Regions from separate parts of the Homo sapiens genome. Here all the other regions are linked to region 1. The links are chromatin contacts, found by Hi-C or POLR2A ChIA-PET in ENCODE. All regions are on one chromosome and are shown on one strand. Each heading gives the region's core, a stretch centred on a gene start or an enhancer-like site at or near the end of the contact. The rest is flanking DNA. Distances are from core to core; before and after follow the strand shown. Region 1 holds the start of CEP68 (centrosomal protein 68). Region 2 overlaps PELI1 (pellino E3 ubiquitin protein ligase 1). Region 3 holds the start of LGALSL (galectin like). Region 4 has its middle 3.5 kb from the start of LINC03050.

What was found. Hi-C counts contacts between places; a loop is a spot of excess contacts on that map. ChIA-PET counts read pairs that join two places held with the same protein, here RNA polymerase II (POLR2A). Pooled maps may share reads with other maps.
Region 2: a pooled map shows a loop between it and region 1 (3-fold over the local background). The contact joins the enhancer-like site here to the promoter of CEP68 in region 1. A Hi-C loop is called at or near these places in 4 of 37 single-sample maps with no recorded cell type and 3 of 50 pooled maps.
Region 3: a loop to region 1 is called in a pooled map, with 3 times the contacts of the local background. The contact joins the promoter of LGALSL here to the promoter of CEP68 in region 1. A Hi-C loop is called at or near these places in 4 of 50 pooled maps.
Region 4: a loop to region 1 is called in a map with no recorded cell type, with 14 times the contacts of the local background. The contact joins the enhancer-like site here to the promoter of CEP68 in region 1. A Hi-C loop is called at or near these places in 2 of 37 single-sample maps with no recorded cell type and 6 of 50 pooled maps. POLR2A ChIA-PET finds 5 or more read pairs at or near these places in 1 of 52 experiments (activated CD4-positive, alpha-beta T cell).

The regions. Positions count from the first base shown.
Region 1 is chr2:65,054,117-65,059,852 of GRCh38, reverse strand. It overlaps CEP68 (centrosomal protein 68), which reads right to left and starts at 3,437. Exons shown (of 7, transcript NM_015147.3): 1 at 3,325-3,437. RefSeq lists silencers at 2,205-2,284, 2,295-2,344, 2,975-3,314, 3,395-3,504 and an enhancer at 3,605-3,844.
Region 2 is chr2:64,089,120-64,094,855 of GRCh38, reverse strand. PELI1 (pellino E3 ubiquitin protein ligase 1) reads left to right here. Exons shown (of 7, transcript NM_020651.4): 7 at 1-2,204. The coding sequence ends at 154. Among named protein-coding and RNA genes, the nearest start is that of PELI1, 52 kb to the left of the region's middle. Within about 2 kb of position 2,260, at least 3 of the 41 ENCODE cell types and tissues checked have a DNase peak (open chromatin) inside an H3K27ac peak, as active enhancers do.
Region 3 is chr2:64,450,687-64,456,422 of GRCh38, reverse strand. It overlaps LGALSL (galectin like), which reads right to left and starts at 2,261. Exons shown (of 5, transcript NM_014181.3): 1 at 1,842-2,261; 2 at 1,008-1,079; 3 at 746-834; 4 at 1-135. The coding sequence starts at 1,877. It overlaps LGALSL-DT (LGALSL divergent transcript), which reads left to right and starts at 1,545. Exons shown (of 3, transcript XR_002959392.2): 1 at 1,545-1,898. RefSeq lists silencers at 1,615-1,914, 2,005-2,074, 2,085-2,504.
Region 4 is chr2:65,602,988-65,608,723 of GRCh38, reverse strand. No RefSeq gene overlaps it. Among named protein-coding and RNA genes, the nearest start is that of LINC03050, 3.5 kb to the right of the region's middle. RefSeq lists an enhancer at 2,018-2,497. Within about 2 kb of position 3,208, at least 4 of the 41 ENCODE cell types and tissues checked have a DNase peak (open chromatin) inside an H3K27ac peak, as active enhancers do.

The sequences.
Region 1 (5,736 bases), core at 2,188-4,687:
AGCAGCATCTGCATCACCTCAGAGCTCGTTGGGAATGCAGATTCTCAGGTCCTGCCCCAGAACCTTGGAATGAGAACCTGCATTTTAGCAATATCTCCAGATGACTTGGTAAGAAAAATGTTTCAGAAGCACTGGGTTGGTAAGTAAGGCTGTTTCAGCACCCTGAGAAGGAACAACTAAAATAGCTTTACAACCATTCCTTGGGTGCCTATATGCCAGCCACACACAAGAAGAAAATTTATGGCCCTTGTCTTCAAGGCCTTTGCAACAGGACATTAGAAAAGGCTTACACCTTGTGGCAGGTTTTTAATGGCTAATTATAGAATACCACAGCTGAAAGGGAGTCCCCAGAAATAATAGTATTCCCTAGAAAGAATTTGAGATTCATGATGGCTATGTTAAAAACAGAATCACAGACCTGAATTTCTCCTGTGCCAGTTACAAGTGAGGAGGGGAAAGGTATTTGTTTTGGAAACTGGAAATAATTTAAGAGAAACCAATATGCCAAGGGAGCTTACAGCTACAAGGAAATGTGCAACTTAACCTGTTTCCTGTAACCAGAAAGTGGTGCAGGAAAACCTGGAAGTGACGCAGTGTCCCCCAGGAGTTGTATCTGACACTTCTAGCTGGCAGACAGGTCTAAAGCCAACAGGAACATTTCTTGGGCTTTTCATGATGTTGGTGAACAACATTAAAGATAGGAGACAGTTTCTTCATGAGAACAGATTTAAGTTATAAGGAGAGTCCACCTCCATAAGCTCTGCTTCTTTCTGGATGGATCAACCAGGTAAAGATTTTTTGTCAGCCACATGAGGCCCCCATCTATTTAGCTCCTCTGATTTTACATGACCATTTCAGATAACAGACCCCGTTAAGAATGTATCAAGTACTACTGTAACTCTTGGCCAAATTGCTATTTGGCACCAAATCAATCTTTAGTTGGTGGTGAGACTCCAGACACATAAACAGATAATCTTCTACGGAATACTTTCACTGTGGAAAGAGAATCAGGAAAGGCTAAAGGGATGTTTAAAAATCAGACATCAGGCTGGGCATGGTGGCTCACGCCTGTAATCCCAGCACTTTGGGAGGCTGAAGTGGGTGGATCACCTGAGGTCAGGAGTTCAAGACCAGGCTGGACAACATGGCGAAACCCTGTCTCTACCAAAAATACAAAAATTAGCGGAACACGGTGGTGGGTGCCTGTAATCCTAGCTACTCGGAAGGCTGAGGTAGGAGAATTGCTTGAACCCGGGAGGAAGAGGTTGCAGTGAGCTGAGACTGTGCCATTGCACTCCAGCCTGGCCAAGAAGAGTGAAACTCCCTCTCAAAAAAAAAAAAAAAAAAAAAAAAAAGGAAAAAAATCAGCCATCGGATAAGGTGTCAGGCACCGTGGCTCATGCCAGTAATCGCTTGAGCCCAGGAGTTCAAGACAAGCCTGGGCAATATAGAGAGACGTCATCTCTACAACAAAATAGAAAATTAGCTGGGCCTGGTGATGTGCACCTGTGATCCCAGCTACTTGGGAGGCTGAGGTGAGAGGGACTCGACCCCAGGAGGTTGAGGCCACAGTGAGTTGAGATCATGCCACTGTACTCCAGCCTGGGTGATGGAGTGAGACCCTGTCTCAAAAAAAGGGATCGGATAAGGACCAAAAAACAGAGAGATCCTGAAGGGTCAAGTACTATACAGATATTTCATATTGGTGAGTGTATTCAAGTATCCATTTATTTTTCTCCTAACGACTGCTAACAGCTAACAGCTACTGATCATTTTCTTTGTGCCAGGAACTATATTAGGCACTATACATCAATATCTTATTTAATCCTAATAACTCACCACACAGGTACTACTATTATTCCCATTTTTAAGGATGAGGAAACCAAGGCACGGAGAAGTTAAATAACTTAATGACACGCCTGTAATCCCAGCACTCTGGGAGGCAGAGGCAGGAGGATTGCTTGAGCCCAGGAGTTCAAGACCAGCCTGGACAACATGGCAAGACCCCCATCACCATTAAAAAAAAAATTAATCAGAGTTAGTAACATGGCAGAGCTAAAGCCTGTTTGACTTAGAGAGCCTGAGCTTAGCTGCCTTCCTAACCTGTAAGAATAACTCGCTCAAGAAGTTAAATAAATGTTTCTGTTGTGTCACCTTTAGACTACCACGCTGATTTTGTTTCCTTTTGGCTTCCTTCCATCATTGAGTGCCTTTTATGTTCCAAGCATTGTGCTAGGGGCTGGGGAAACCACAATACAGTGTGATGAGTAAAAACAGAGGCTGCAGAAGGTAGCCCAAAAAAGGGAGGAGTTATCAGTCGCAGGGTGGGGAAGTGCTTTAAAAAGCTTTGCGCAAAAGAGGTTAAACTGAATTCCTTGGGTTTTTTGTTGTTGTTGTTTTCTAAGTGGGCCAGAATTGACTCAACAGAGGGTGGGAAAGGGGAATGGAGGGAACAAAGTAAAAAGTGGTGACTTCTAGATCTTTCAACTAAACCCAAGGCAAACTGACCCAACAACCTTTGTTACACACTTTAACACAACACTCTTCATACCCTAGATCTGAGAACTGTTAGATTATTTACAAACGCTACCTCCCTTCGTGGTCCTGATGAATTCCCAGTGAGGTCCAATCTGCCCTGGCAGGCTTCCGCTCATTTTTGTTACAAACAATACACTAAACCCAACCTACTAATCATCAAGGGCCTGGAACAGGTTTTGGACATTCGTCCCCAGGCTGCTGAGAACTGTTCTAGTGATGACAGTTAGAAAGGGTAGCCCTCCGAGGCAAAAAAAATGAGACATCTTGATTTTTTCTCTCCGCATCTGGGCGCGGCGATAAGAAGACATCACTGGTCTCCATCTTTCCAGGGGGAAAGGCCCGAGCTGCATTAGCCCCGACTGGGGAGCTGGGTAAACAGCCCACGCCCGGGAGAGGCCTGAGGGAAAGTGACCTCCCCCGGGGCCCAGGCCGACCAGCGGCGCAGCTGCTCGGCCGCCAGATGCGCGGACTCGCGCACTCCCTCGCCGCGCCCGGGCATTCCCAAGCCCAGCCGCCCGCCTCGGCCCCGACCCCTCGGCCGCCACAGCACACGCCGTTCCGCTCGCAAGATGGAGGCGAAGGCACGAGGCGCCCCCGCCCCCCAGGGAGCCTTTGTGCCCTTGCCGGCGGGGACGCGAGGCCAGACGGCCCGCACCGCAAGGGCCCCGCAGGCACCGAAGAGACGCGGGGGAGGGGGCCGGGCGCGCGCGCGGATCTAGCCCGGGCCACCGCCCCCAGCGCCGCGGCACCCCCGACACCAGCACCCGCACGCGGGACACTGCCTACCTACCGCACCGCGAACGCTTCGCACGTCCGGAGCGGTCTCAGCAGCCCCATGCGCTGGCCCCGAGCTGGCGGACCCTGACTGCAACTGCGGCCCTCCAACCGCAGCCCAAAACGCGCAGGGCAGGACCGAGCGCCAACCACGCCCTTCGGCCGCGCTGACCACGCCCTTCTTCCCGCCCCTTCTCCCTCCGCGGGAGGGCTTTCGGCAATTTCGCGCAGCGAATCGCAGCTCTAAGTCCGCGGCTCCACCAATACGTGGACGCTCCTGCAAGATGAGCCCGCCCCCTACTTCGTCCTGGCCTATGGGAAGCCGGGACTTCTTCAGCGGCTGTCCTCCCTCGCTTTTGGAGCTCCGACCTCAGCTTCGCCTGCGAGCTGGGTTGTGTAAAGGCTGGTCATTTTGGGGCGCTTAGGGGTGGGTGCCGGGGGGCGCGCTTTCCCTCGTGAAGGTCGCTCCAGGAGTCATGCGTACATTCGTTCATTTTGCTCTGGACGCACTGATGTTCCCGGCTCGCCGCCGTGCCGCAGTCACGAGGCTCTCCGAACGCCTTTCACTGTGTTTCTGTTTACATTCGCGTCTGCAAGACCCGGCGGCGCGACCGAGGCCCGAACAGGTGCTGCGAGGCGGGGCGGGGAGCCAGTGCTGAGGGGAGCTCCCCAGGCCGGGTGGTTGAAGACAGCTTCTGGGGGGAGGTGGAGCTCTGGCTCGTGGAGAATGGGAAGGGTGTGGAAAATGAACTGGTAGCTACTTAGCCACTCTGAGCAGCCTGCTCTGATGGGAAATCGGTGATGGAGTCGGAGGGAAGTGGGAGGCAGCTTGTGGGAGGCCAGGGTGCTCACTCTCTCCCCTGCCAGCATGGGACCTAGTAACTTTCATACATCTCTATCTATCTATCTATTTTGCAAAGATGGGGTCTTGCTGTGTTGCCCAGGCTGGGCTTGAACTCCTGGACTCAGACGATCCTCCCGCCTCGGCCTCCCAAAGTGCTGGAATTACAGGTGTGAGCCACTGCATCCCATCCCCTAGGAGCTTAATGACACTGCCCTTTAGCTTTTACTGCTTAGCAGAATCCGGAGGCATAGAGGAACTACCACCAGGGTGGCGTGGGGAAGAGGCCCTCCCTTCTGATGATTTTCTCTCAGCAGCACTTTCAGCAATCTGGCTTCAACTGAATATCTCCCCAGTTCATAAAACAGGCGTCTGTAAATGTCAACCCCAGCTGGGTGCAGGGTACAAATTTTTTCCTACAGAGCTCTTGAGTCCCAGGTAGTTTAGGAGACAAGGACTTGTTTGGTTTTCCCAGACCTGTCAGGACAGCTCAGAGGTTTTGTCTAACCCAGGGGCCACAAACTTTGGACAACAGCAGCAGCTAGCCCACAGATGGTTTTATTTGGGCATCGCATAGCTTTTCTTTGTTTGTTTGCTTTTGTTTTTTAATAAGAATTTGAATCCCACCACCACCACTGGTCCATTAAGTAACAGCCAGCCTTCACACATTTGCTGCCTACCTGAAGGCATTTGTGTTTGTGACCCTTGATCTTTTCTATACACAGAAGACCTCCAGTGGAGTCACCTAATCCCACAGCCAAGTCACCCCTGCTGGACAGAGAACTGTACAAAGTCCAAACAGGCGTACATATCCTGTATGGTTTCCTCATCTATAAAGAGAGGGGATAGGATGAAGGAGTCCCAAGGTTCCTTTTGGTTCTGATGTTCTGTAATTTTGTGTTGTGAGCAGCTTTTGTTTTTGCCTGACGGGAAAACTTTCCTTTGGGAATTGTCTGCAGTCCGCTGGGTCAGATGGTTCTTTAGCACCGCACTTCTCCGGTCTCCCAAGGCAGGATGGGTGTGGAGAAGGGGAGGTGTGGAACCCAGGCCTGACCAGCTGTAGTCTCCCTCCTCTTGTTTTCAGATTTCCCCAGGGATGCGCACATGACCAAACCTGAGATGATCTGAGCCCTTGTCGGGGATTTTAGAGAATGAGGCTGGGAGAAAGAGGCTCTTTCTTTTGGTGTTTCTGAGCGCGGGAAAAGTAGGCCTAGAGCTGTCTGTAGTTATACTCCTTGCAGCAGCAATGCTGGAGAACCAGGCCTGGAAATGTTAGGAACCAGCTAAGCCATCCTGCTTTGGTACTCTGATTAGGGTGCGTACCAGCTCCTTTGGTGGTGACATGAATTATTTTTCAACTCTTCTCACTTAAGATTCAAGTTTTGGGAAGGACCATTTACTTGGCCTAGTCTAGGTTATGTGCCTGTGTTCTGATTGCCAATAGGCAAAGAGAGTTCTGGTTTCTACTGTGGCTTCTAGTCTGGGAGGCCTAGCCTCATACCAAGACTCAGTGTGTGGGGGCCTCCCCTCAAATAAGAAGAATGAGACGCTGGGTTGCCAAAAGTTGCTTCACTATAGTCCGT
Region 2 (5,736 bases), core at 1,011-3,510, 960 kb after region 1:
GCATGTGTGTTCAGAAAAGACAACTGCCTATTGGTCCCAGATCCCACTTCCTCATGGTACTCATACTTTTCATGCAGCCTGTCCCTTTTGTGCACATCAGTTGGCTGGTGAACAAGGCTACATCAGACTTATTTTTCAAGGACCTCTAGACTAACAGACCATTGTCTTGCAGGACTACATTATAAATTTATAAGCTAAGTGAGTTGGGTTTTCGAACCTGTTGTCCACGTCACAGTTTTTCTGCTCTGGTCATTTGCATTAAGATGAAGAATTTTTTAAAACATTTATAATAAATAGTAGCAATTTCTGAGCAAAAATCTGGGAAACTCAAGCAAAGGAATTTCTGAAAGTATCAGTCTTCTGAATTCTGAGTTTTGAAAATATATTTTGAGGAGAAAAAGACATAGTCTAATTTGATGCCTTCCTTTTAGTGTTTTTGAATCACCTATCCTCAGTGCTGAAATTGTTTTGTATAACTGAGGGTACTGTTGGTTCAAACTATGTTAGTTTACAGTTTGTTGCAAACATTGTAAAATACAGCGACATGTATATTAACTTTTTTCTATTTATCTTTATTATAGAAAATACCTTAGAATGTTCTTGATAGAGTAGCATGGTAACGATGGTGTCACACCCTTGGTGTGAATGGTAGCTTAGTGAGCAACCTAGCTCAAGGATTTGCAAAGTTAGGAAGAAGGACGAGAGAGCCTCTCTCCCCACCCCAATCTAAATATGGAATTTGGTAAATTAGAATACTTTGTAATTTGTAAGACCAAATTCATACTAATTACCCGCGTGAAAGGTGTTTGTTTTTAACAACATTGAAGATAATCAGGAAAGATTTTTTCTTAATGTTTCTCTCGAGCGTAGTACTATAACAAAAACTTAATGCTAAGAAACATTTTATATGCTCCTTTGGATATGCAATTTAATCTAGATTATCTATTTTTCTCCCATGATAACTAATCTGTTTTTAGTATCAGCAGCATTTGGCAAGTTTATTTTTTGGATATAAACTGTGGTTCATCTGTTCACTGTTTCTAGAAAAAAATCATTGCCATAAGAAAAAGTATAAATTAGCAAGAAAGGAGAGTGACTTGATTTGCTTTTGGAAAAAGAAATGCTTAATTAATTATTCTGTATTTGGCCTTATTCGGGCATTAGGAAATCTAGAGATCTAAAGGGTTGAATGACAATAGTGCCCCCGTTTTTAGCAGACCAGCCTTAACTCTGGGTTTGAATCCTAAGGAGATTGCCACAGTGAGACTTAAGGAAATGTTTGGTTGGCAGATGAGCACCAATGACTGCAGCGTGGAGTGACGCACTGCATGGTCTGTTTATTCTCTAATTCCAATATGTCTTTTGCTTCCAGAAGCAAGAAAAGTTTCTTCTCTCCCCTCCTTCCCACCCTTTTTTCAAAGGCACCACAAGTATAGACAGTTGCACTACATCAAATCTTTTTTTGACACTTGTAGAAACCAGTACACTTTTAGATTAGACAGTATCTTCTTTTAATATTTTGATTTGTTTTCCTTTAGTTTGAAAAGTTGTATAATACTTAACTGACTGTAGCAAAGTTTTATATGTGGTAGCATACCTTTAATTTATCCTATTACAAAACTGTTCTGAATTTTCTTTTGGTTTTTAAAAAACAAAACTTGTTGCTTAGAAGCCATGAATTATTTTATTTTACTTCAACTGTCGAAACTTCCTTGTTTTAAAAAATGATCATTTGGGTTCACTCAGGAAATGCATGTCAGGAAACTTGTATTATAAGTTTATTAGTTGTGATGTATCAGTAACTGCTGTTACCCCTTTTTCAAAGAAATGTAATTGATTTTGAAGTTTTCTAGATTGTCACATGCTTTGTGACTAATGCAAGAAAGCAAGTCCTGTGTTGTATTTGTTCTAGTCATTTTTATTCAGGCTATATATTGTAGCTTAATTTTTATTTGCAATTAATTTATTTAAACTAAGTAAATACTTTTCAAAATACATAATTGAATTCGTCTCTGTGAGTTCATTTTTGCATAATCGAGAATGAGAAACCAGAAGTGAAAACTGTGAACAACTCTATTCCACACTCCAAAAATACTCATTTGAAATAGATGAAGAGTTTGCATTTAATGTAACACTTTAAAGTATCTGGTTCTTTTTTAAAAGCATCTCTTACTAATAAAGGAACTTTGTTAGTGGTTGAATAATTGAGGCCTTTTCTAAGTTAAGCCTTGCTAGGGAGTTGGCACCTGTAAGTTGCATGTTAGACTATTTAAATAGTGGCTTCGTAACCATAAAAGTTGCACGTCCTTCCCAAAGTTGCCTGCATTTTCTTCTAACAGGTAAAAACAATCTCTTCTAACAGGGAAAAACCTGGCTCATTTTCTATCAAATTCAAGTTTTAAAAATTCAGGCAATTTAAATGATCAGTTGGGTGTTTGCTGTTCAAGCAGAACTGTTATTTTGTCATGGCCTAATAGAACACTTTTACTTAGTTGTATTAAGGGAATGTCAGTATTCTGGCCAAGGAGGAGAAAAAGTTGTATTTAGGTCTTCTAAATGCATTCTCAAGAAAGATAATCTTTATGGCTTAACTCTTTTATCAAAGTAATCTTTATATTTAAATGCTACTTAATTTGTTCAAGGAATTAAATTTCCCTTTATCTAAAATGTTAGGGTAATGAAGCAAGACATGAAGGGAAGCCATTCAGACATCAGAGTTCTTTTACTAGGTTATCCTCTTGCAACCTTCTTTGCTTACTTCCCTCATGTAAAAGTCTTCTAGTACATGTAAAGCAGGGTAGGAATAAATAATAATGTAAGTATGTAATTACTTCTTCTTTTTTTTTTTTTTTTTGAGACGGAGTCTCACTCTGTCGCCAGGCTGGAGTGCAGTGGCGTGATCTCGGCTCACTGCAAGCTCCACCTTCCGGGTTCACGCCATTCTCCTGCCTCAGCCTCCCAAGTAGCTGGGATAACAAGCGCCCGCCACCATGCCCAGCTAGTTTTTGTATTTTTAGTAGAGACAGGGTTTCACCATGTTGGTCAGGATGCTCTCGATCTCCTGACCTTGTGATCCGCCCACTTTGGCCTCCCAAAGTGCTAGGATTAATTACTTCTAACATTTGAGTGTCCCACTTCACTCTTCCCGTCTGACCCAGACTGAGGGCACTGGTGAAAGTCCACTTATTATGTCTCTAAGGTTATAAGCTCAACATAACTCTAACACTTTGGCCCTTCGTTGCAATGGATCATCTTGTGCTACCACTTCTTTTTTTGTTTAAGACAGGGTCTTGCTCTGTTGCCGAGGCTGGACTGCAGTGGTGCAATCACAGCTCACCACAGCCTCAACCTCCCAGGCTCAAGCAATTCTTCCACCTCTACCTCCTGAGTAGCTGGGACTACAGATACACACCACCATTCCTGGCTAATTTTTTTCATTTTCAGTAGAGACGCCGTCTGACTAGATTTCCCAGGCTGGTCTCAAACTCCTGCTCTTAAGCAATCCTCCTGCCTCAGCCTCCCAAAGTGCTTGGATTACAGGTGTTGAGCCACCACACCCTGCTGTGCTACCACACTTTAGAGACCACTGGTTAATAAACCTATGTTCCATTCCCTTCTCTGTTTTCTCTAAGCACTGCCCTATAGCAAATCAGAACAGCAAAACTCTGCATCACTGAACTCTGTTATTCTGTCTGTCACCCCCACTTTCAGAATTACTCTTATATAAGTATTCTTTAATGTTTTATCCTCAAATTTTATCTACTTTTTTTTTTTTTTTTTTTTTTGAGACGGAGTTTCATTCTGTCGCCCAGGCTGGAGGGTAGTGGTGTGATCTCGGCTCACTGCAACCTCTGCCTCCCGGCTTCAAGCAATTCTCCCTGCCTCAGCCTCCCCAAGTAGCTAGGATTACAGGTGCCGGCCACCACACCTGGCTAATTTTTGTATTTTTAGTAGAGACGGGGTTTTGCCATGTTGGCTAGGCTGGTCTCGAACTCCTGGACCCAAGTGATCCACCCACCTCGGCCTCCTAAAGTGCTGGATTTACAAGCGTGAGCCACCACGCCCGGCCTCTGCTTTCTTAAAACAGATTTTTGTATACCCACTGTGTGCCAAGCCCTGTCCTAAACCGGGTGATATAGCAGGAAAAAAAAAATCCCTGCCTTCATCGTGTTTGTATTCTAGTGTACAAGATAGAAATAAGCAAGAAAAAGTAAATATATGTATATATACAATATGATAGTGAACTGTGCTGAGGGGGCAAATAAAGTAGAAAGAGGAGATGCAGATGCAAAATGTCATATGCTGGGGCAGGAGGAGAAGTGTTTGCAATATCAAACAGGAAGGCTAGGGAAAGCCCCACTGGGAAGGTGGTATTTGAATAAAGCTCTAAAAGAGCTGAAGAGAGAAGGGAGTGGCCACTTAGAGGGGCATTTAGGCAGAGAGCTCTACAAGGCCCTTGCAAGGGCCCTGAAATAGAAGCATGTCTGGGATATTTCTACAATAGCAAAGAGGCGTGTGATGCCAAGTGGTATGAATCAAGGAAGAGTAGCAGGTAAGGTCAAAGAAGTAAAACGACAGAATTTAAGTGACAGATGGGGATGACAATAGATTATGGAGAGCCCCCTGGGATTTATGGCTTTAATTCTGAATGAGATTGGGACATTGGAGGGTTTTGAGCAGGTGAGTGACTTGATGTGACATATTTAATAGGATCTGAATACACTGAAGGTGGGATCAGGGAGAACATTGCAGTAATCCTGGAGATAAATCATGGTTTGGATAAGGTGGTGGCAGTGGAGGTGGTTTGAAAAGTGATCAGATTCTGAATGTGTTTTAAAGGCAGACCTGACAGCATTTGCTAGCAGATCAGCTACAGGGTTTGAAAGAAGAGGGATCAAGGATGACTCCACTCAATCAGCCTCAGCAACTGGAAGGATGGAACTGCCATTTGTTGAAGTAGAGATTATAGGAAGAACTGTTTAGGGGATGAGGCTCACTGGTGGAGGAATCAGGAACTCCGTCCTGAGTGTTAGACTGAGGCACCTGTCAGACGACATTTGCCAAAGGAAGGACAACTCCACTTATAACTACTATCAAAGTTCTCAACCATTATGATCAGTGTTCTCTGTATACCCCACGCTAGCTTAGAAACAAACAAAAAAGTATCCCTCCTGATGAATGGTGAATTTCCTTTCATTGAAATAGAGAGTTGGGACACGTCTCATGGTTCTCTCTTTGCTTTGGCTTCCCTCTAAGGAAATGAAGTTTTGTTTTCAACTATAATCGCTTCATTTAGCGAAAGCATTCTGATAAAGTTTTTCTTCCTCCTCGCCATATACACCTTTTTCCTTGGCTCTTGCCTTTAAAAAAAAAAACAAAAAAGAGTCTTCAGTTTTCCTGAATCTTAATATTTTGCTGCTTCAAATCCTTTTTGGCAGTGGCAGAGCACAAGTTGTGCTTTGCTTTTAAAGTTTTTGAAAAAATATTTGAGTGCTTATGGAAAACAGAATTCTTAAACCTATAAGTTCAGATTTTAATGTCCAGTTTCCCTGAAGGAAATAGGCCTGTATTTGATAATTATCAACAAAAAAAAGTAATAAGATCGAGTTTTCCAGGCCGGGCGCGGTGGCTCACGCCTGTAATCCCAGCACTTTGGGAGGCCGAGGCAGGCGGATCACGAGGTCAGGAGATCAAGACCACGGTGAAACCCCGTCTCTACGAAAAATACACAAAGTT
Region 3 (5,736 bases), core at 1,012-3,511, 600 kb after region 1:
GACTGTTCTTCACCCCTCTCCCCAGATATACAAGAATTTCTGAGTAGCTGCCGATCTGTGAACACAGCTTTGAGTTCGATTGCCACATCGGCAGGAGGGTCTTCTGAGTCCCCACAGGTCAAGCTGATTGCAAAGCTGAAAAGAAAATCATCCCACTGATTAAGGGTTGGATATAAAAACATTTCAAAATGACCCAAGTGCTTATATTTCTTCTTCCTCCTCTGGGTTTGTCCATTTTTAAGAGGCCACTACTCTTCAAGAGAGGTTAGATTATGGAGAAGTAAGTCAAACCAGCTTATTTTGTTACCTAAAGCAAGCTCTGGTGAAAACTTTGGTGTTGAAAATGACTAAAATTAGAGAATTCCACTTCGGAATTCTCAAAAACAGCCACAGAAATTGACCAGGGGAAATAATGTTAAGTTGGGTTCTTATTCATCTTGATAGTTCTTGCTCCTGGCACCATGTTTCAAAACCATTAAAAAAAAAAAAAAAAATCCTCTGGCCTCCCTAAGGGTCAAAGAGAAAATGTGGGCCTATATTTATAATCTCTGATATAAATAGCTGTCTGGAGAAATGATGGCTGGGATTCATACATATTCGTTTCATGGGAACATGGTACTTTCTTGGCACTGGCAACTAGCAACACTGTCCACAAGGAGAGGAAGAGGAGTGCTAAACCACAACAGAAGTGGGCAGGGCTCAGCCACAGCCTGATAGTTCTGTCCTGACAAAGACTCTGCCTTACCTCTCTGGGTTGAGGTCTACGATGCCCATCACTAACACCTTCTTGCCTGGTCTCATGCCACCTTTAATGTGCCCACAAAATGGAACTATCTGAAAAGGGTGGGAGAAGAAAAATGAATTTTACAGCCTGTTAGGGAAAAGCCAAGACCTCAGACCCTGAAGGCCTGACCCACTGGAAAATGCAATAAACAAATGAATAAAATTTTAAAAAGCAATGAGAAAGGAGGAAGGTACAGGCAGAGACACAGAGCAAAATCATTTACCAGTCGTGGGAAGTACACGTCCGCTTGAACTGGAGAGCTCAAAGAGTTGTTTAAATGGCCATCATCTAGTTTCTAAAAATAGAAGTACACAGATTGGCTTTCCATGGGCTCTTTTTTGGGGGGCTGGAGGAAGAACCCACACAGATGTGGTGGAATCCAGCAGCCTTCCACATGCACACAGTGTCTGCAGATGATGCCTCTTCACCGTCTCTTAGATAATCTCATCACCCCCGAACAAAACCCATCCTTTCCACCCGGTAGTTAAGCCTCTGAAGATCCGCAGACCCTTCAGATCCAGATCAAAATCAAGGTCGAGGTCCACCGAAGAGCCAGAGCCCCACGCCGGAGGAGGGCAGGCCCCTCTCCAACCGTAAACGCTTCTGGAAGCGCGGTGGGCCAGGCCTGTCCTTCGGGACGTGACTGAAGTGCAGCGGCCGTGCTCAACTTCTCTCGGGAGCCCCGGGCGCCGACCCATTTCCAAGGGGGAATCCCCGGTACGTCGGGGGCGGTGGCGGGGCGCGCGCCCCGGACACACTCACCCACGCGCACACCTGGCTGGCGGTTGCACGGCACAGAGGGGGCTGTCGGGCGTCCCTACCCGCCATCCTCCCCAAACTCCCTCCCCAGCCCAGAGCCCCGCAGCCCGGGAGCCTCTCCAGCCCCTAACACCGGCCGCGCGCAGCCAGCGGCTGCTAACAGGTACCGGGCGCCTTCCCACGCGCCGGGCGCCGGCCGGGCCTGCGGCTGCTCAGCACCCCAGCACTGCTGGAGCAGGCGGCGGCGGAGTGCGGGACGGCGGGGAGGGGCGCCTCGCGCGCGCCCTGCCACACTCACCACCACGGCATCGCTGTCGGCCACTGATCCCGCCATCTTCTTGCCCGGCGCGGCGGGGTACGTGGGACGCGGCGCGCGGGCGGGGATCCCGGGGCTGTCCTGCGCGGGGCGGGGGCGGGGGCGCGGGTCCGAGCTGGCGGCGGGCGCGCGCACACACGAGGGGGCGCGCGCGCGCGCGCCCGGGGCCCGGCGCCGACCTGGCAGGCAGAGCCTGGGAGGAGGGGAGGGGAGGGAGGCAGCGCGAGCTGGGAGGGCGAAGGTGCTTGCCGCGGCCCAGAACGGCCCCGGACCCGGGCCGACGGGGCTGCTTGCTGCCGCTGCCGCTGCCGCTGCCCGACCAAGAAAAGTGGCGAGGGCCGTGCCGCGTCGGCCCTGGGCAGCATTTAAAGGCCTCCGGGGCCCGGCTCGGGAACCGGGAACAGGGCGGGGACCCGGCGGGGCTGCCGCGGCTTGCTCAGCGGGCCCTGCCCCTCGGCCATTGGACGGTGGCGGAGGCCGGGGCGGGAGGGACGGGCCTGTCCGGGTCCGGGAGGGCGGGGGCCCTGTCGGCTCTCACCGGCCAGAGGGTGGGCAGGGCCGGGGCTGGAGAAGTGAGGGCCCGAGCCGGTCAGGTGACAGGTGCTCGTGCCACCCGCGCCCCTCCCTCCAGCCTCCTTCCTCCTGCCACGTCCTGGGCGCTGGTGGGGCGATGGGAGGCGAGGTCGAGGGAAGATTGGGTGCTGGGGGTGGTATTCCAGAGTGGGAGACTTGGCAGGATTTCTTTCAGAGAATTCCAACAAAATCGGGGGAAGGATTCATTCTGCTCTCTAGGGCAGAAAGAGAATGGAAGGTCTGAAGGCTTGCAGAAATAAATGTGTGACCTGAAAGAACGAAGCAGAGAGGACTCAAGGTAGGGACCTTTCTATCCCAGGAGGCTAGATACAGAAAGGTCGCTCTTCCCTGTGGAAGGACAGGCAGGTCTAGGGGTCCCTGGACTCTCTCGAGCAGGAGTCAAAGCCTTACCAAATCAAAGTGGGCGCAGTCACTGTCCTCAGAGAGCCTCCATTGAGCCCTGTTTTTAACAAGTCACTTGCCCAGTCTGGGGTAGTCAGCTTCTCACTGAAAATCTCCTCATACCCTTTGTGGAGTACTTCCCAGGGGATACACACCTCTTTTATTCAAGCCAGAAATTCCTTTATGGCATTTCCACACTAGGACGATTATGTAACTTCTCAGATAAAGCTGTATCAACATATCCTCTATTAGGTGACATCCTTGGCTGAAACATTCCATTGCATGAATCACCGGGGCGTTCTATGCTAATAAGCAGGGAGCATGTGTGACCTACTGCAGTCCCAGAGGGCCCCTCAGAGGCTCCTTTTTTTTTTTTTTTTTTTTTTTTTAAATTGAGACGGAGTCTCCCTCTGTGGCCCAGGCTGGAGTGCAGTGGCGCGATCTCAGCTCACTGCAACCTTCGCCGCCCGGGGAGGCTTCTTTCTTCTAGTCACTGCAATTGGCTGTGTGGCCTAGAACATCAATGTGGCTTTTGTGTCTTAGTTTTCCCTTTATGGACCAGAGCTAATGATGGTAATCTCAGTTGAGCAGGGAGAATTACCTGCACACGCCTGTAAGCCTCACTCATATCCTCTGGAAGTGGTTCTTGAACTAGATAGAGGCTAAAGCGCAGTACGCTTGTGGCTGCAGCACACTTTGTTTACCAGTCTTAGCTCAAAATCACACTTTATTACTTTAAAATGTTAGGCACTTATAGGAAATGATTGACATTTGAAAGCATACTTTAGTATGTATCAATTTCTGAGAGTCTGGTATAGAGAAGAAGCATTAAAGTGCAGTAGTTCTTTATCATTAACTGAGTGACACAATAAGGGTGACACTACATGTGATGGTGGTTAAAGAGCCGGTGTCTCGCGTTCAAATCCTGGCTCTACTATTCACTAGCTGTGTGATCTTGGAAAAATTACTAAACTTCTCTGTGCCTTAGTTTCTTCATCTGTGACTCAGAGATGACAATGATGATAATAATGCCTATCTCAGGTTATTGGGAAGATTAAGTAAATACCTTCCTTAAAACAGTATTGGGGACATAGTAAGCACTTATTATACCAAAATACTGAGTGCCTGCTGTATACCAGGCACTGGGGATCCAGCAGGCTACTTTTTTGCTGAGCTTACATTCTAGTGGGCAAAGGAAATCAATAAACAAAATATGTCGGGTGACAAAAGTGTTAGGAAAAAGTAATAAGGCCAGGTGCGGTGGCTCATGCCTATAATCCCAGCAATATAGGAGGCTGAGGCAAGAGGATCACTTGAGGCCAAGAGTTTGAGACAGGCCTGGGCAACACAGAGAGACTCTGTCTCTACAAAAATAAAAAAAAAAATTAGCTGGGTGTGGTGGTGTGCACCTGTAGTCCCAGCTACTTGGGAGGCTGAGGTGGGAGGATCACTTGAAGCCAGGAGGTCAAGGCTGCAGTGAGCTGTGATCTCACCACTCTACTGCAGCTTGGGTGACAGAGTGAGAACCTGTCTCAATAATAATAAAAATAATTAAAAAGCCAGTAGAGAGAGAGATAGGAGGTAGGGTGATGCTATTTATACAGGATGGTCAGGGAAGCCACCTCTGGTAAAGTGACATTTGAGAAGACCCCTGAAGGAGGGGGGTGAGTCATGTGGACATCTGGAGGAAGAGTTTGCTGGCACAGGGAACTGCAAGGGCAAAGTCCCCAAGTACTGGGGCTGGGGGCAGTGACTGAGGAGATGTGTAGCTAGAAATGGATAGCCCTTCTACACTGTGGTTGAGGATTGGCTTTTACATGGGGAAATAGGAAGATATTAAAAGTTTCTGAGCAAAGGAGGGACATAGTTTGCCTTCTATTGTAGATTCATCCACATGCTGCTGTATGGAGTGGCCTTTGGAGAGAGGGTGGATGATAGGAGGGAGGGTAAAAATGGGACCTAGGAGATTCCTATAGCATTCCAAACAAGACGTGATGGTGGCCTTGACATGGTGGAAGTGGTGAAGATGTGAGAAGCCCTGGGCCCTTGATAAGTCCCAGCTGTTATCCTGCAGCTTGGAGAGTTCATATGGTCTTCTGAGCCTCAGTTTCCTCACTTGCAGAATTAAGGGGCAGAACTCATTCATCATTCCCTCTTAGCTCTTAGAAAGCTCTGGTTCATGAAAAGCTGTGTAAATACTATCTAAATTGAAATGGGTTTGAGAGTAGGTGCTGCTGAATGAAAATAATCTTGGGTTGAATCTTTTGATAAGTGCTTTTGTAGGGCGAAGAATAACCCTTTGATTTGTTTTGTAAGTGGAGTTTAAGATATTTGGATTGCTGGAGATGAGTTTCTTACATTTTAGGAATGTAAAGAATAGGAAGGTACTAAACGTGCTCAGAATGTTTTATCATGGAAAATTGCCTTTTATTCCAAAAGTGCTTGATTCCTTCTCAGTCTATAGAATGGTTTATTTTGAATATGAAGAGCAGAGAGAAAGCCTGAATGAGTTTTTTTGCTGTAACTAAAAGTTGAGCAGGGTCAAACTATCTCTTATGGGGAAAAGCCATTAGCAAACTAATGAATTATAGAGCTTAAAAAATTCTTTTTTGAGTTGTATAGCAAAGAATAGGCAAAATTTGCTCCATGCTTTGATTATAGGTATTTGTGTGTAAAAACATTAACCAAATTGGGACCCATTTATGAAATGCAGTAGTTAAATTTCAAGATGAACCATGTTACCACTGGAAACTACTAAAAACGTTAAAGAAGTGGGGAAGGCAGTCAAACAGATTATTAGCTTTGAAAAAAAGTACAAACAAATCTTTGAAGATGGGCTTTGCTAAATGATTTTTCCAGAAGAAAATAGTAGATTACTTCCTTTTTACCTTAACATTTTATA
Region 4 (5,736 bases), core at 1,959-4,458, 550 kb before region 1:
CCCAGCTCCCAGACTTCCCCCAGCGTGCACCCCTCTCCTCTTCCTGCAAAAGCAAGCCCTTCTCCCCTCACTCAGCCAAGCCAAATACGCACAGAACCAATTCAGTTTCCAGAAGTTAAAGATCAGCTCCAAGCCGAGACTTGTTCTAAAATAATGGAAGGGGGATGGGAGGGTAGAGAGGAGATGTGGGAACAGAGAGAAAAATTAAGGCTATTGGCTTTCTGTCATTTGGCAGTGAACCTGCCAAAACAAAGTTTGCAGCTTTTAGAGGCTTTACAGTAGGATGGGAGGTGGGGGGTCAGAGGGAACCTTTATCCATTCTGATTTTAAGAATAACTCTTCATCCTGTTCACTCACGGTATACCCTGGAGGGGGATGTGTTTTGTTTTGTTTGTTTTGTTTTGTTTTGTTTTGTTTTGTTTTGTTTTAAAGCAAGAAACCCATAAATGCCACCTCTTTCCAAATTGCCCTCAGTCTCCTTAGAGATGGGACTCTTTTCAAGAGGGGCACCTCCCCGACGGCTGTGGATTAACAACAATAACAACTCGCGCTTGCGAGGAGCTTTTAACTTTTCAAAGTCCTCCTCCATCCATCATCCCGCTTTATCCCCGTGACAGCCTGGTGATGCAGGTGGGGCAGGGATTCCAGGGCCAGCCTTCAATGTAAGCAGAGCAGATTATGTACCCAGCAGACCCAGGGGCCCAGGAAGGGACCGACTGCCCCAGAGAACCTCTCCCAACAAACTGCACCTGAAAATCCTCTTAACAAAAAACTACCCTTCCACTTCACACGACAGATGAGGCTCAAGAAACAAATACCCTCTGGAAAGAGAACCCATCAACCAGTGTGTAATGTGGGGCAAAGCCGGCAGGAAGGCTTTTCAGACGGCAGTGTTTAGTAGGGAAGGGAAATGGTCCACCACCAGGGAAGACACGGGGAATGGAGGAAACCTGGCTTGGCTCGCAGAGTTGCCTGAGGTCACCCCCAGGAATTGCTAACCCTATTTTAAAGGTAGGAAGACACAAAGAGGTCAAGTCACCCCCGTGTTTACTCATTCCTTGATTCAAACACTTTTTTAGTAGCTGCTATTGTGCCAGCCTAGCCCTGGTGTGTAAGATGAAGACATAGAGCCTGCCTGCGAGAAGCCTGCAATGGAGTGCAAGAAGCAGTGTGAGCATCAGGATGGCATCAGATCCTCCTCTCCCCTCCACCCTCCTCATCCCCTTCCCTCTCCCCTCACTTTGGGCAACAGACCATTGCCTTCTAAGCAGGCCTGCCTACATAGTCCAGGATGAAAAATGCAATTGATTTCAGAATGTGTACTGTAGACACATAGCAGAGACTTTTTTGAGAGATAAATTTTGGAATTCTAAAATCTCAGTTTTTATATCAAAAGGCAACTTCTGGAAGCCTCAGAGCATAGTGTCATAATTGGTAGAACAGGGAAAAATTTTCAGCAGTGATGGTTTCCCTTACCATAGGAGGGAACCCACCCCACCAGCTCTTTTTTTTTTTTTTTTTTTTTGACAGAATTTCGCTCTTGTGGCCCAGGCTGGAGTGCAGTGGCGCCATCTCTGCTCACCACAACCTCTGTCTCCCAGATTCAAGTGATTCTCCTGCCTCAGCCTCCCGAGTAGCTGGGATTACAGGCATGCACCACCACACCCGACTAATTTTGTATTTTGAGTAGAGACAGAGTTTCTCCATGTTGGTCAGGCTGGTCTCAAACTCCCAACCTCAGGTGATCCACCCACCTCAGCCTCCCAAAAGTGCTGGGATCACAGGTGTGAGCCACCATGCCTGGCCCCACCTCACCAGCTCTTATCCCACCAGCTGTGAACCTTGGTGAGTCCTTAGTGATCTGATCACATAAGGACACTGAGCCCTAGGGGTGTAGGAGGATTGAAGCCCTGATGCAATGCTTATCATTTTAGTCACCTATCACTCAGTCACAGTTCTGGTGGTTTAGCTATTTCTCTCCTCAAATGCACGGAAAACTGTGATTTGGTTCTCTACAAATGACACTTTCTGTTTTTGTGTTTGTTTTTCAAAATACCTTGGCATAACTCATACAATGAGATTAGAATTTGTTGGTGAACTATTTTTCAGCTCAGTAACCTATTTTTTTAATTGTGGTAAAAATAAAACCACATAACATAAAGTGTACCATCTTAACCATTTTTAAGTGTACAGTTCAGTAGTACTAAATATATTCACATTGCTGTGAGATACATCTCCAGAACTTTCTCATCTTGCAGAACTGAAACTCTATAACTATAAATAACTCTCTTTTGCCCCTTCCCCCAGCTCTTGGCAACCACCCTTCTACTTCCTATTATCTACGATTTGACTAATTTAGATATCTCATGTGAGTAGAATTATACAATGTTTTTCCTTTTGTGTCTGGCTTGTTTCACAGAGCATAATGTCTTCAAGGTTCATCCACGCTGCACCAAGTGTCAGAATTCCTCTCCCTTTTAAGGCTGAATAATATTCCATTGTATGTAAATGCCACATTTTGTTTATCCATTCATCCACTGATGAATATGTAGGTTGCTTCTACCTCTTGGCTCTTGCAAATAACCCTGCTATGAACATGAGTGTGCAAATACCTTTTCAAGACCCTGCTTTTAATTCTTTTGGATATAGGCCCAGAAGTGAGATTCTGGATCATAAGGTAGTCCTAGTTTCAATTTTTTTGAGGAACAATGATACTGTTTCCCATAGCAGTGGCACCATTCTACATCCTCCAACAATTCCCAGGGTTCCAACTTCTCCACATCCCTTTCAACACTTACTGTCTGTTATTGTTGTTGTTTATAGTAGCCACTGTAATGGTTGGGTAATGCCTCAGTTGTGGTCTTGATTTGCATTTCTCTGGTAGTTAGTGATGTTGAGCATCTTTTCATATGCTTTTTGGCCATTTGTAACTCAGCAACCATTTTTAAAAGTGTTGATTTTTGAAGCTCTGAAATTGAGTTTTCCTGTTTTGGGGCAGGCCCCAACTGCCACTTTTCACAGAGGAGGTCCCAGTGAAAAAGAGGCAGTTTCTGTTTTTGACTTTAACATATGACTAAAGTAAGGTTTCTCAGCCTCATCACAATTGACATTTTGGTTGAGGAATGCCCCGTGCATTGTAGGGAGTTTACCAGCATCCCTGGCCTCTAGATGCCAGTAGCATTCCGGCTCCCCTGGTGACAGCCAAAAATATCTCCAGACATTACCAAATGTCTCCGGGGGAACAAAACTGCCCCTGGTTGAGAGCCACTGGATTAGAGTTTTCAAACTAGCATGTTTGAGTTGGCCAACGTGACAATTTTAAATTTTTGAGACAACATTAAAAATTTTGTAGATATCACCTAAAAATTCAGATTTCCAGCTTCTCTTGAGGAAGCAGAGGATACAGGCTATCTTGGGCCTGCATTGCCCCATGGCAATATTTGGCTGGGCTGAGTAGCTACTGCCCCACCCAAGTTTGAGGTGGTTCCCTCAATGTAGCCCATAAAATAAAACCATTGTGAATGCCAGATACATCTGCCTCTAGTTTATCCAGTGAAATAATTCTGATTTGTCTGAGTTTTCCTACTAGTATGCATGATAATGTAAAATCCCAGACCACTGGACCAAAACTACTAGAATTATTTGATATTCCAAAGTTTACTCTCTGTCTTTGTCTGTCTGTCCCTCTCTCTCTCTCTCTCTCTCTCTCTCTCTCTCTCACACACACACACACACACACACACAGAGAGAGAGAGAGAGAGAGAGAGACAGCAAGGTTCACAGAACACTGGACTAGAAGCTGGGAGAGCAAGGTTCTAATCCTGAGTCTGTGTCCTTGATTAATTCAATTTAACAAGTATTCATTGAATGCCTACTACATGAAAGATTTCAAGTTGAGGTCCAGAACTCATATGGACCCTGGCTTCCTTAACTAATGCTCGTATTGAACAGGTGAGTTTCAAGAGCTGATTGAGCTCTAACCACCTACAATCCATACATAAACATAATATAGTAAAACCCTGCTGCTCTGGAAAAATTGAGGCTGGGAATAGAGAAAGAGAGAGTTTGGACTAGTGGCCAGAAGAGACTATAAAATCCTTTTAAATAAATGCAGTTATATATTTTTCACACTCATGTAGTTATGCACACTGGGCTGTGACAGACACGGTTGGCATGACATACATGGGGGTATACCACCCTGATCCCCCAGCAGGGCAGGACCTTCTGCCCAGCTATGGGGAATGTAGCCTTCCAAATCTGCCTCAGCTGCAGAGAGCTGCCTCTCCCAGCAGCCCACATCTGATGAGTCATCTCCTAGGTATAAAGTCCTGGTCATTTCGACCCAATGCAGGATACAAGCAGGCAATACTTGCCCCGGAACCCTCCAAAGCCAAGAAATGGCCCAGACTTTTTCAGGCCTACCTTGCAGTTCAACTCCTTCCACTACCCAACCCCGCTTTCTCTCCCTTCCCTTCAAAGGAATTGAACCCTAATAACATTTTGCACCCCAAACTTGGCATCAGCATCTGCCTGTGGAGTACACACACTTCAGCAGTTGGCTATTATTGGATAGGCATGCACGTATGTACATGTGTGTGAGATTTTGGTCAGGGATCCACCTCTTGCCCACTTGACCCAGGAGTTGATTCATCTATAGCTCTAAGTAGTCAGTGTGAGCCCATTCACCTCCCTACTGACTGATTTAGGAAGCGATTGTGATCCAGTGCTGGCCAATGAGATGTGACAGAAGGTCAATGAAGGGGTTTCTGAGAAATCTTTCCATAATAATAAAAAGCAACACACAGGGAGAATTTTCTTCTGCTGGACAAGGTCATATCTATTTTGATGTCAGAAATCTGGCTGCTATCTTGGCACAAGGAGAAAGCACAAAGCTCATTGAGAAGGGCAAAATGGAAAGAATGGGAGACACTTGTATATCTTGGGATGTTGATTTTGGAACCAACCTGCAACTTACCCTATGCAAGATAACAAATTATCCAGAATGGCCTAAACCATTCTGACCTGTGCTTTCTGTAACTTGCATTCAAAGGCATCCTACCCAATGTACAGGCAAATCAAGCACAGCTTAGTAGAGATTCTTGTGGAGTCTTTTTTAATGACTATATTAAAAATCATAAATACCATGCCAATCTTTTGTATGTGAGGTAATTAAAAGTTTGTCATCACTGAGCAATTCTTGCCTTTGAAATCCCATTTTGCTTGTAGAATGTTAGAAGAATTTGCCAAGGAGAAACAAATCTTATCCCAATTCTCACTAATTGTTGATTGTCAAAGTATTTCAAGTCCAAGGTAGCAGCCTCATAGTTAAGGTTTCCTCCTGCAATCCACTCAATACGGCTGACCCAGCCTGCGTGTACAAGTTATGCCCTGCACGTCTGGTAGAACCTTGTGGTAGCATCTAACTCTTCCAGACTTCCAGGGGACCATTTCTAGGTATAAACCCAGAACTCATTGAATGATTTCCTAACAGCTACATTTCCAAAGGAAAACACAACAAAACTTGTTCATGACAGCCATTAAACTTCTTGTGGGCTAATAGAAAGCAAAATTCTAAATGGAAAGAAATGCAAATTTCGACACACAGAGCACATGTGTAGGTCAGAGGGGCAATTCACTTGTGATCTGGCTGGGCCAGCAGGGCTCCACTCCCCAGCTGGACCTAGGCAATCTGTCTTCTGTCTCCATCAGGTTGTGGCTTCCAGAACTTGGGCTCAG